2 separate regions of the Homo sapiens genome follow, and region 1 is linked to region 2. Evidence: read pairs that join two places in POLR2A ChIA-PET (ENCODE). Cell type or tissue: OCI-LY7. All regions are shown on one strand. Links, peaks and the distances in the headings refer to the core of each region. The heading gives the core; the rest is flanking DNA. Region 1 overlaps INCENP (inner centromere protein). Region 2 holds the start of MIR6746 (microRNA 6746).

Evidence for each region. ChIA-PET counts read pairs that join two places held together with the same protein. Peaks named below come from ENCODE experiments on the same cell type or tissue, not always from the same donor. Only the 100,000 strongest peaks of a DNase experiment are listed, where the experiment ranks them.
Region 1: POLR2A ChIA-PET joins it to region 2 with 5 read pairs; 3 of 35 experiments call an interaction of 5 or more read pairs at or near these places.

What each region holds. Positions count from the first base shown.
Region 1 is chr11:62,136,387-62,141,748 of GRCh38, reverse strand. INCENP (inner centromere protein) reads right to left here. Exons shown (of 19, transcript NM_001040694.2): 5 at 3,866-3,917; 6 at 2,979-3,036; 7 at 2,744-2,861; 8 at 1,464-1,515; 9 at 928-1,045; 10 at 705-836; 11 at 238-249. Among named protein-coding and RNA genes, the nearest start is that of INCENP, 15 kb to the right of the region's middle. In OCI-LY7, for the core only: no CTCF peak of the experiment used is centred there; no DNase peak of the experiment used is centred there.
Region 2 is chr11:61,877,941-61,883,302 of GRCh38, reverse strand. It overlaps FADS3 (fatty acid desaturase 3), which reads left to right. Exons shown (of 12, transcript NM_021727.5): 2 at 3,152-3,262; 3 at 3,794-3,991; 4 at 4,456-4,557; 5 at 4,669-4,791; 6 at 5,088-5,148. It overlaps MIR6746 (microRNA 6746), which reads left to right and starts at 5,025; the gene lies at 5,025-5,087. RefSeq lists an enhancer at 3,427-4,136. In OCI-LY7, for the core only: no CTCF peak of the experiment used is centred there; DNase peaks (open chromatin) are centred at 1,662, 2,622 and 3,052; H3K4me3 peaks cover 3,497 bases; H3K27ac peaks cover 3,898 bases.

The sequences.
Region 1 (5,362 bases), core at 228-5,227, 260 kb before region 2:
CTTGCTTCCTCCTAAGAGCAGAGTCAAGGGCAGGGAGGGCAGAGAAGGACGCTGGGGCCCAGAACTGCTGGGCGCCTCCAGCCAGTGCACCCCTCACCGTCCCACTCTCTTCCTAAGGCTCCCCTCCCGCTTACAATGTTAGTGCATCTACAGGTGCTGTCAGCTACGCAGGGAAGGGGCTACAGCGGGTGAGTGCTAGGTGGGGCGAGGTTACCGACAGGAAAAGGCTTTACTTACGACGAAGCTGCACTGTGGAGGAGACAAGGGAAAAGGCAAGAGTTAATGCCAGGCCGGGGAGCATCCTGCCGGGCAGGCCACATGCCCAGCTGTGCCAGCAAGCCTGCGTGGGGCCTGCCCTCCTGCCAGCAGCACCCCCACCGCCTCTCCTGTCACCCAACCCTCACCCCAGTGGTGGAGGTGTCCACAAGTACCTCTCACCTTAACTACACAGATCCCCAGGGCTCACATTGAGCCGGCCAAGCCTCCAGGCTGTAGTCCAGAGCCCACAAGGTCAAGTGCAGGACAGTGCCCTCAGAGGTCAAGACAGCCGGTGGCCACAGAGGCTTCAACCGGCCCCTAACAGTGCCAGGCCACACTTGCCTCCGCCCAGGCTCACACTACTCCCAGTATCTTACAGGACAGACTGGACCTTCAGCCACACTGCCCAGCTCCCACAAAGCCCGGCCTGGGCACAGGCCCCTCACCTTGGGGTCCATGCGCAGGGGAGTGTTGCGCTTAATAAAGGACTTCATGACGCTGCGTGGGGCTGAGGTCGGGGTCATGAGCATCTGGTTCCTCTGCACTGTGTGCAGAAAGGTCCGGAGGGGCCGTACCACCTGCAGACGAGGACCAGGGTCAGAAGTGGGCAGGCGGGGCAGGGTACTGAAGGGGGTCAGGGCTCCAGGAGAGGGCAGGTGCCTGGCTCACCTTGCTGGCTGGGCAGGGTGAGGAAGGGGTCTTGCTCCTGGGGGGCTGCAGCTCCTCATCCTCCAGGTGCTGCTCCTCGTCCAGCTCACTCACGGCCTGCTTGTAGCTGCGCTTCCTCCTGCCAAGGCGCGGGCGGCGGCATCACAGGGCAGCCCGCCACAGCCCAGCCACACCCCATCAAAAGTCACCCCGGTGAACAATACCGGGCCCAGGCCACAGGCCTCTAGACTGAAAGAGGCTGCAGAGCCTAAGCAACCCTCTGCTGCCCACTCAGAGGAAGGGAGGTGAACAGTCCAAGGTCACATGGCCAGGAGACCACACTAAGACGGGGTCAACAATCGGGTCGCCCTATTCCCAGGTTTGCGCTCATCCACAGCATGGAGCTGCCTCCTTGGTTAAGTCACAACACCAGGCCACACCCCAGCAGAGAGGCTCTGAAGCCCCTGAGCACACATCCACCTTCCCTGAGCAAGGACACAAGGCCACATCCTCCAGGGCCCTCAGAGTTACCTACACACCCCTTCCCGGATGCAAACCTGGCACTCTGCGGTGGCTCTCTGGGTCCATCTGCTTGGTCCGTCTTGGCCTCTGTGAAGACAGCAATTTCAGCAAGGCTGCAGAAACGATGGCGGCGGCAGGGTGGGAATGGGGGTGTAGGGGGAAGGGGTCCTTGGGCAGCAGCCTTGGCAGTGGGCAAGGCTCCCTTCCTGGCAGCTCCGGGGTGGCCAAACGCAGACATATCAGCCTTAACCCTGACTAGCCTTGAGGAATCTACAAGCACTTTGGGAGGCCAAGGTGGGCGGATCCTTGAGGTCAGGAGTTCAGCACCAGCCTGGCCAACATAGTGAAACCCGGCCTCTACTAAAAATACAAATCTACAGATGCCAGGGCCTGGCTACCCCCAGCTCACGAACACCTCCCCGCGAGTGCCTGGCTCTATGATAGGCAAGGCAGGGCGGGACGGTCCTGTCGAGGCGGCAGCCCCAGACGTGCCCCACCCACCTCTGACACGAAGAACAGTGTGTGGACGCCTTGTAGAAGCAGGAGCTCCAAGCCCCTTGCACAGCTTCTAAATTCCACCCCTCCTGGGCCATGCAGCTGGTGTGGCCCTGACAGCAGGAGGGGGCAGCTCCCGCTGCAGGGTCAACATGGAGGGTGTAGGGTCAGTATTGTTTTGTTTCACTGCTAGGAGAAGGTGCACCTTACTCCAAAAGTTCCTCACAGCAGCCCTTGGGGCTGCAGGGCTGGCATGACCATTGTCCCTGACCACGTCGTAAAGAGGAGGAGGCCGTGTTCAAGATCTCACAGCTACAGTGCACTTTCCACCAGAGAGAGGCACCCTTCTCAGGGAGATGTGAGCAGGACCCTGGGACACTCCCAAACCCACTGCTCTCCAGCCCTCTTTAGACAAGGATGGACATACAAAGGTCAGAAAGGAGCTGGCGGGGGAGGCAAAGCAGGAGGCCAGGTGGGGTGTTCAATCCCCAGCCCACAGCTCTTCCCACTGGCCCCTGGAGTCAAGGTCAAGGCCTTGACCTGGCCTCTTCATATCCATACCCCGATGCAGCCCCTTCCTCTGCTTCCTGTCCCAACCAGCCACAGCCCCCCATGCTGCACTCAGTGACAGCTCCAGCCCAACGGTGGGAGGTGAAGTCTACAGACTCAAAAGGGATCTCTGCACCCCCAGGTTTAATTTCTCTTTAGCCTACTGGCCCAGAAAATGGGGCTTCCTTATCCCCAGAGAGAAGGTCAGGCCGAGGCCGCCAAGGCCCGCTGTGGCTCCGGGCACTGCACACGGCAGGTCAGGAAGCCTCACCTTGCTGCCCTGCAGAGGGTGTTTCCGGGCTGCTGGCTGCAGGCTTCGGGTTGGGTGTGCTGTTGGCAATCTCCGTGTCATTGTGGGGCCACGAGTTATTTCCATTGTTCTCAGGGACCTGTGGAAAGAACCAAGGCTTTAGGGGTCTTGACCTGGAACCCAAGGCCCAGGATGGCCGTAGTGCAGAGCGGGAGCCCCAGAGGTGAGTCCTCCCTTCCCCAGGCAGCCGTCTTACCTCTGGCTCAGCTGCCGCCACAGGCTCAGCCTCCTCGGGGGGTTCCTTCTGCTCAGAACTGAAAACAGAAGAGGGACTCTGAGGGGACTGCCCAGCTAGTCCAAGCCCTCCCCCTAGGGAGTCCCTCTACCATTCCAGGGATGGGGACCCAAGAGGTCAACACAAGGTGCCCTGGCCAGGGCCACGAACCCACAGCCCCCTGTAGGATAGGAGGATGGCAGCTCCCGGCAATGGCTCCATGGACAGACGAGGGATGTCAGCTTCAGAATGTGGCTTCATCTCCCTGGCACCCCACCACAGAGCTGTCTCAGGATGTGAGCCCTGTCCTCAGCTCCGCCTCCACCTCTTGGGCCCAGGTGAGCTGCATCTCTTTTGTGGTCTGTTCTCTATTCACCATGGGGCTGGCAAGGCCAGCAGGTCTGCCCTGTCACCCTGTTTCCCCGTCCCAAGAACAAACCCTCTGCTCTGCAGCAAGGAGGGAGGGGGCTGGTTTTAGTGATGGCAGGACACGGCCTCCAGGAAAAGGAGTCTGTGTCCTGGCCCGAAGCAGCACTGGGTGTAATCCTGGAGCACTCCTATCCTACCCCAGCCAGTTTGAATGTAGCTCTTCCTGGCAGCCCCGCCTCACCCCCAACCTCTGGAGCCCACGCCCCAGGGTCAGGTCTAGCCAGGCAACCAGCAACGCTGACGGGTGCTGCAAGGAGACCAGGTGGCCAACACCCACATCACTCACTGCCTGGTCAGACAGGGAAAACGGGGCAGCTCCTGGGCGGTCAAGGCTCAGTGGGGAAGACTCAGCCCAGGAATTGCTTCCAGCCCTGGTGCTCACCTTGGCTCCCTGTCCTGGTATGCCCTGCCTACCTCCGAAGCCCTGGAACTGAACTCACCCAACTTTCTGGGGCACCTCAACATTCAGGAGCCTCTCCAGGTAACTGTGACCTGAGGGGGAAAAGAAAGGCACAAAAGATCTCATCAGAGACCACACAGGTCCCACTCTAAGGGGTCCAGGGGACCGGGTTCCAGCAAGGGCCTGGCCACTGCTCCCATCACTAGCCGTGGAGCCCCCACCATGCCCAGGACCCTCCCCTCAGCACTCATACTAGTGTCCTTATCGGAGCTGCTGGCTTCATGTCCCCGGCTGCTTCCCAGATGGTCTTCCCATGCCCATCTGAGAGCACGGCTGGGCACCTTCACTGGGCTGGGAATATCTCGAGAAGAGGGACAATGTTTGCTGCAGCTCCAGGCCCCAAACTCCCAGCATGGGGCCCAACACAAAGCAGCTTATTCTGTCAACAAATATTCATCAAGTGTCTACAGTGTACTGGGACCTGGGCCAGGCCCCAGGACCCCAATGGTGAGCAAAACAGAACCACCATCTGGTCTAGATAACAATCATCAAATAGTCCTATCAACAACACCAGCATGGGCAATGGTGGAACAGAGCAGAGAAATTTTTTTTCTTTTTTTTGAGACGGAGTCTTGCTCTGTTGCCCAGGCTGGTGTGTAGTGGAACAATCTCAGCTCACTGCAACCACTGCCTCCTGGGTTCAAGCGACTTCCGGCTAATTTTTGTATTTTTAATAGAGACAGGGTTTCACCATGTTGGCCAGTCTGGTCTCGAACTCCTGACCTCAAGTGATCCACCCGCCTCGGCCTCCCAAAGTGCTGGGATTACAGGCGTGAGCCACTGCGCCTGGTCCAGAGCAGAGAATTTTAAAAGCCTATGATGGGGGGACCTGAGCTGGCCTGGAGGAGTTTACAAAGGAGGAGGATGTCCAGGCCAGTGGTTCTCAGCTTGCATCCTCTGACCCTTGGACGTCCTTGAGACCCATGGGGGATCCACGAGGTCGTAACTAATCATGATACTAAAATTATGATACTAAAATGTTACTTTCCCTTTCACTATGTTGACATTTGCCCTGATGGCACAAAAGCAATGAGGAACTAGCTGCTGAAGCCTCAGCCCCAGTCAAGGCCAGAGCATCAAACACTATCCTCGGACCACACACTCACGGGAAGGAGAGATGTCCAGTTTCACTGAGGAATGTCCTTGATGAAGGTGTAAAAAGTACTAATTTTTTTTCTTTTTTTGAGACAGACTCTCACTCTGTCACTCAGGCTGAATGCAGTGGCGCAATCTCAGCTCACTGCAACCTCCACCTCATGGGTTCAAGGGATTCTGGTGCCTCAGCCTCCCAAGTAGCTGGAATTACAGGCATGTACCATCACACCCAGCTAATTTTTTATATTTTTAGTAGAGATAGGGTTTCGCTATGTTGGCCAGGCTGGTCTTGAACTCGTCCTCAAGTGAACCACCTGCCTCAGCCTCCCAAAGTGCTGGGATTACAGGCGTGAGCCACTGCGCCTGCAAAAGTCCTAATTTT
Region 2 (5,362 bases), core at 175-5,174:
CATGTGATTTCTCCCAGATGAGGTTTCCGGAGGAGGCAGATCTGTATGGACAGAAGGTAGCATGGTGGTTGCCGGGGCAGGGGGAGGAGAGAATGGAGAATTAGTGTTTAATGGGGACAGAGTTTCAGTTGGGGAAGGTGAAAAGGTTCTGGAGCTGGATGATGGTGATGGTTGGACAACACTGTGCATGCACTTAATACCACTGAGCTGGACACCTAAAAATGCTTACAATGGTAAATTTCATGTATATTTTACTACAATTTTTAAAAAATTGGCTGGGCGTGGTGGCTTATGCCTGTAATCCCAACACTTTGGGAGGCCAAGGCGGGAGGATTGCTTGAGCTCAGGAGTTCAACACCAGCCTGGGCAATATGGTGAAACCCCGACTCTACGAAATATACAAAAATTAGCCTGGTGTGGTGGCTTGCACCTCTAATCCCACCTACTCAGTAGGCTAAGGCACAAGAATCTCTTGAACCTGGGAGGTGGAGGTTGCAGTAAGCCGAGATCATGCCACTGCAACCCAGTCTGGGCGACAGAGCAAGACTCTGTCTCAAAAAATAAAAGATAAATAAAAAAATTAGAGGCCAGGTGTGGCTCACACCTGTACTCTCAACACTTTGGGAGGCTGAGGTGGGAGGATCGCTTGAAGTCAGGCATTTAAGACATGCCTAGGCAACATAGTGAGACCTTGACTCTACAAAAAAATTCAAAAGTTAATGAGACATGGTGGCATGTGCCTGTAGTCCTAGCTGCTGGGGAGGCTGAGGTGGGAGGATCACTTACGACCAGGATTTCAAGGCTGCAGTGAGCTGTGATTGCATCACTGCACTCCAGCCTGGTGACAGAGTGAGGCCCTGTCTCAAAAAAATTTTTCAGTGTTTTTCTGGGCTGGGCGTGGTGGCTCATTCCTGTAATTCCAGCACTTTGGGAGGCTGAGGTGGGTGGATTGCTTGAGCCCAGGAGTTTAAGACCAGCTGGGCAACATGGCAAACCTCATCTCTACAAAAAATAAAAATAAAAAATTAGCTGGGCATGGTGGTGCACACCTGTACTAACAGCTACGAGAGAGGCTAAGGTGGGAGGATCACCTGAGCCCGGGAGGTTGAGGCTGCAGTGAGCCATGATTGCACCACTGCACTCTAGCCTGGGCGATACAGCAAGACCCTATCTCAAAAAAAAAAAAAAAAAAAAAAAAAAAAAACACCCAGTGGGGTCAGTAGAACCCCAAGAGTCTTCTTCCCTCCCAGCTCCCCTGTACACCAGCCCCAGCTCTGCAGGTAGCTGGGGGCCCAGACAGCTTCCTGGGGACCCCCAGCCTTCCCTCTGCCCTTTTTTCTACCAGTTTTGCTGCCCCTCCTTCAAGACTCATGTCCAGAGGGGGTGAGATCTGCACTTATACAGCCCCCTCCTCTGTAATGAGTGAGCCAAGTCAGCCCAGGTTATTCCAGAAGGGGCACCCTACCAGCCCCCCAGTCCCCAAGCTGCCCTGGGCCTATAAAAGCAGGCAAGGGGACCCCTAGTAGATCATGTAGGTGTTACCTCTTAGTGGGTGCTGGAGGGGCCTGAAGTGCTTTCTTCCCCCAGGGTGGTAGGAGAATGTCCTGGCAGTGACTTCAGGGCCCGCTGTCACTTCCGTTTTAAGACTCACCAGCTGGTAGGCTCATTAGCAAGAGGACAATAGGAGGCCCCTGTCCTCAGTCAGCTTTCTTCAAAGGTGTTTCCTTTAGCAACTGGGAGGCCTCCCTTCTCCAGACCCATGGGGACAACACCACCCAGCTACTGGTTCTATAAGCTGCTGTATGGCTCTGGCTAGCCCATTCAGAGAAAGCCTCTGAAAGTACAAGGAAAAAAATCAGTCCAAGAGCTGTGAACAATTAGTGAGCCGATTACAATACCAAGACCACAGGCAGACCTGGAAGGCTAAGTGAGCCCAGGTGTGAAGTTCAAGCTTACTTTACTTCTGGGCCACTTCCTGGCTGGTCTCTTTCCCTGGCCCTTATCTTTCTCCTGGTCTGTCTTCTCTTCTCACCCCCTTTCTTTACTCTTTCTTCCTTCTCCTGCATCGTACTCCACCCCCACTCCAGCTATTACACAGAATCGCGAGAATGTTGGATTATTCATTTTATTTATGATGTTTTCTTTTTTGTAAAAATAGAGACAAGGTCTCACTATGTGGCCCAGGCTGGTCTTGAACTCCTGGCCTCAAGCAATCCTCGTGCCTTGGCCTCTTACAGTGCTGGGATTACAGATGTGAGCCACCATGCCTGGCCCATTTTATTTACTTTAAAAAAAAAATTAGGCTGGGCGCGGTGGCTCACACCTATAATTCCAGCACTTTGGGAGGCCAAGGTGGGCAGATCAACTGAGGTCAGGAGTTAAAGACCAGCTTGGCCACCTGGGGTCAGGAGTTTGAGACCAGCTACTCCGGAGGCTGAGACCGGAGAATTGCTTGAACCCAGGAGGTAGAGGTTGCAATGAACTGAGATCATGCCATTGCATGCCAGCCTGGGCAACAGAGCAAGACTGTCTCAAAAAAAAAAAAAATTATGTTTTGTGCTCCTGCTTCCTGCTTTGTAAGTCAAATCAGTTTAACTGTTCAAGTGTCTTCCTTGCAAACCCCCAAGGACTCAATGTGTGTCGCCCTTGACTGATCCCCCCGCCCCGTGACCCAGTGGTCCTCAGTTCCAGGTTTTCCCACCTACCCTTCACCCACTGCTTATGTTTATAAAAACGGGGTAAATCAAATGTTCGTGACCCAGATCTTATTCTACATGCAGTGGAAACTTGTATGACTTAAGCTTTTTGGAAAAGCAGAACCTTTTTTCGTGGTTCAAGAAATCAAAGTCTTCCCGGGAGGTCTTTCTGTAAATCCAGAGCTGCAGATGTTTGACCGTGTTCAGAGAGGGGCCCTTGTGCTGGGTGAAGTGGATGGGGCACAGCAGGCAATGGGTGAAAAGCAGGACAACCTGGGGCCCTGGGAGGACCAGGGAGGGCCCATGTCTTTGACTGTTCATCAGCCGGCTGACTTCCTGTCCGCCTGTCGTCTGCTCTGCCCATCCATCCGTAGTCCTTCCGCCTGTCTCTGCTGGTTGCCGCTGTGCTACTCAGCTGTGTCTGTCTGTCCGCCTGACTGTCTGCTCTCCTTCAGGATGCCTTCCGTGCCTTCCATCAAGATCTCAATTTTGTGCGCAAGTTCCTACAGCCCCTGTTGATTGGAGAGCTGGCTCCGGAAGAACCCAGCCAGGATGGACCCCTGAATGTGAGCCAGAGCCCTAGGAGAGGCTCAGCCCCTGAGGGAGGGGGATGGCTGGAGGGCTGGGAGACATTGCCACATGGCCAGGAGCAGCTCCCTCGGCATTCGCCCAAGGGGATGCAGAGCCAGGGCTGAGCCTGCCCTCCCCTCCCAGGGGGCAGGCAGTTGAAAGTGAAGCTGTAGGGATGCCCTGAGAAGTCCAGGGCTCCAGATCTGGTTTAGCCAGGCACCCGTTTGGATCCCGAGGCAAGCTCCCTCCCTGTTGTCGCCCAGTGTCCCCATCAAAAGGAGGATTTTGATGAACTGATTTCTCTCCTGGCTGTAGCGTCTTACCCACCCCATACCTTTTGGGAGGGAGAGGAGGCTTCACCACCAGCCAGTGCTCCAGCTCACACCCCGGGCTGGGTACTCTTGTCACTTCATTCCTCTTTGCCCACACCCCTTGGGCCTGGCGATGGGAGGAGCGGCTGGGGCTCCAGGAGAATGGGGGTGGGGAGGAATTTCTTCCTTGGCTGATCGGCCCCTCTGCTATGGCAGGCGCAGCTGGTCGAGGACTTCCGAGCCCTGCACCAGGCAGCCGAGGACATGAAGCTGTTTGATGCCAGTCCCACCTTCTTTGCTTTCCTACTGGGCCACATCCTGGCCATGGAGGTGCTGGCCTGGCTCCTTATCTACCTCCTGGGTCCTGGCTGGGTGCCCAGTGCCCTGGCCGCCTTCATCCTGGCCATCTCTCAGGTGACCCCAGTTCTGTGTTGCAGCCACCTTAACTGCCCAACAGACGTGGGCCCCCATGCATCTGGGCATTGTGAACATATTTGCTAAATGAATGAATGGACCTATGAAAGGATGAATGGATGAATAAACAGATGAATGAGTGAACAGTCTGAAGGCCCATCAGGCATGTCTGTGGGTCAAGCTGCATTCCAGATGAGCCAAGAAGTTCCTTCTTGAACAGATTCCGATCAAGCACAGGGCCACTGAGCCAGAGGCTGCTGCCCTGCAGCTTCATGACACTTACGAGCCCCTCCACCTCCCTGGGACTCAGTTCTCATCTGTAAAAAGAGGACACTGGCCCACAAGGGTCTTGAAATGGAGCATTAGCACGGGGGTACCCTGCAAGCTGAAAGGATTCACTGGGGCCCCAGGCCCTGGCGGGCTCCGTCCTTCCCAACAGCTTCTGACCCTGCCTCTCTCCCCAGGCTCAGTCCTGGTGTCTGCAGCATGACCTGGGCCATGCCTCCATCTTCAAGAAGTCCTGGTGGAACCACGTGGCCCAGAAGTTCGTGATGGGGCAGCTAAAGGTGAGGGTGGGGTGGGTGGTCAGCCAGGTGCTGGGTGGCGCTGGGTCTGCCCAAGTGTGTGGGCACAGTCGGGGGCACAGCCTGCCCTGAGAGCCCCCTCCTCCTCCACAGGGCTTCTCCGCCCACTGGTGGAACTTCCGCCACTTCCAGCACCACGCCAAGCCCAACATCTTCCACAAAGACCCAGACGTGACGGTGGCGCCCGTCTTCCTCCTGGGGGAGTCATCCGTCGAGGTGGGTGGGGAGGGACGTGGACAACCTCTGGCTGGGCCTGCAGCTGAGGGGGAGCTAATGCACTGGGTCCCCACTCTGCCCCTGACCTAGCCCCTGATCTGGCCTCCACTCTGGCTGGGCCAAGCTCTGCCCCCGTGTCTTTCCTTCCCACCTCCCAACCTGCTGGGGACGACCAGCCCGCTTGCTAGAATCTAGAGTTGCCTTTGACCCTTGGCCCCAGCCAGCCCCGTGACCTTGCCCGGGAGAAGGAGGTGGCCTGGAGAGCTGCTGTCTCCAGCCGCCGCCTGTCTCCACAGTATGGCAAGAAGAAACGCAGATACCTACCCTACAACCAGCAGCACCTGTACTTCTTCCTGAGTGAGTGTCCATCTGTCCTTCTGGGGTGGGGGAGTGCCTGGGCCTGCACTGTCCTCCCTGCTGTCCTGGACCACTCCCAGCCACTTCCTGGGGCGGGGCACGTCTGTCAGGTCTCCCTGGTCATGGCATCCTCCCAGCCTCTGCAGTCTGTACACACTCTCCCAGCAGCATGCCTTTGCCCCAGCTGTCTCCCGTGCCTGGGACACCTTGCAGC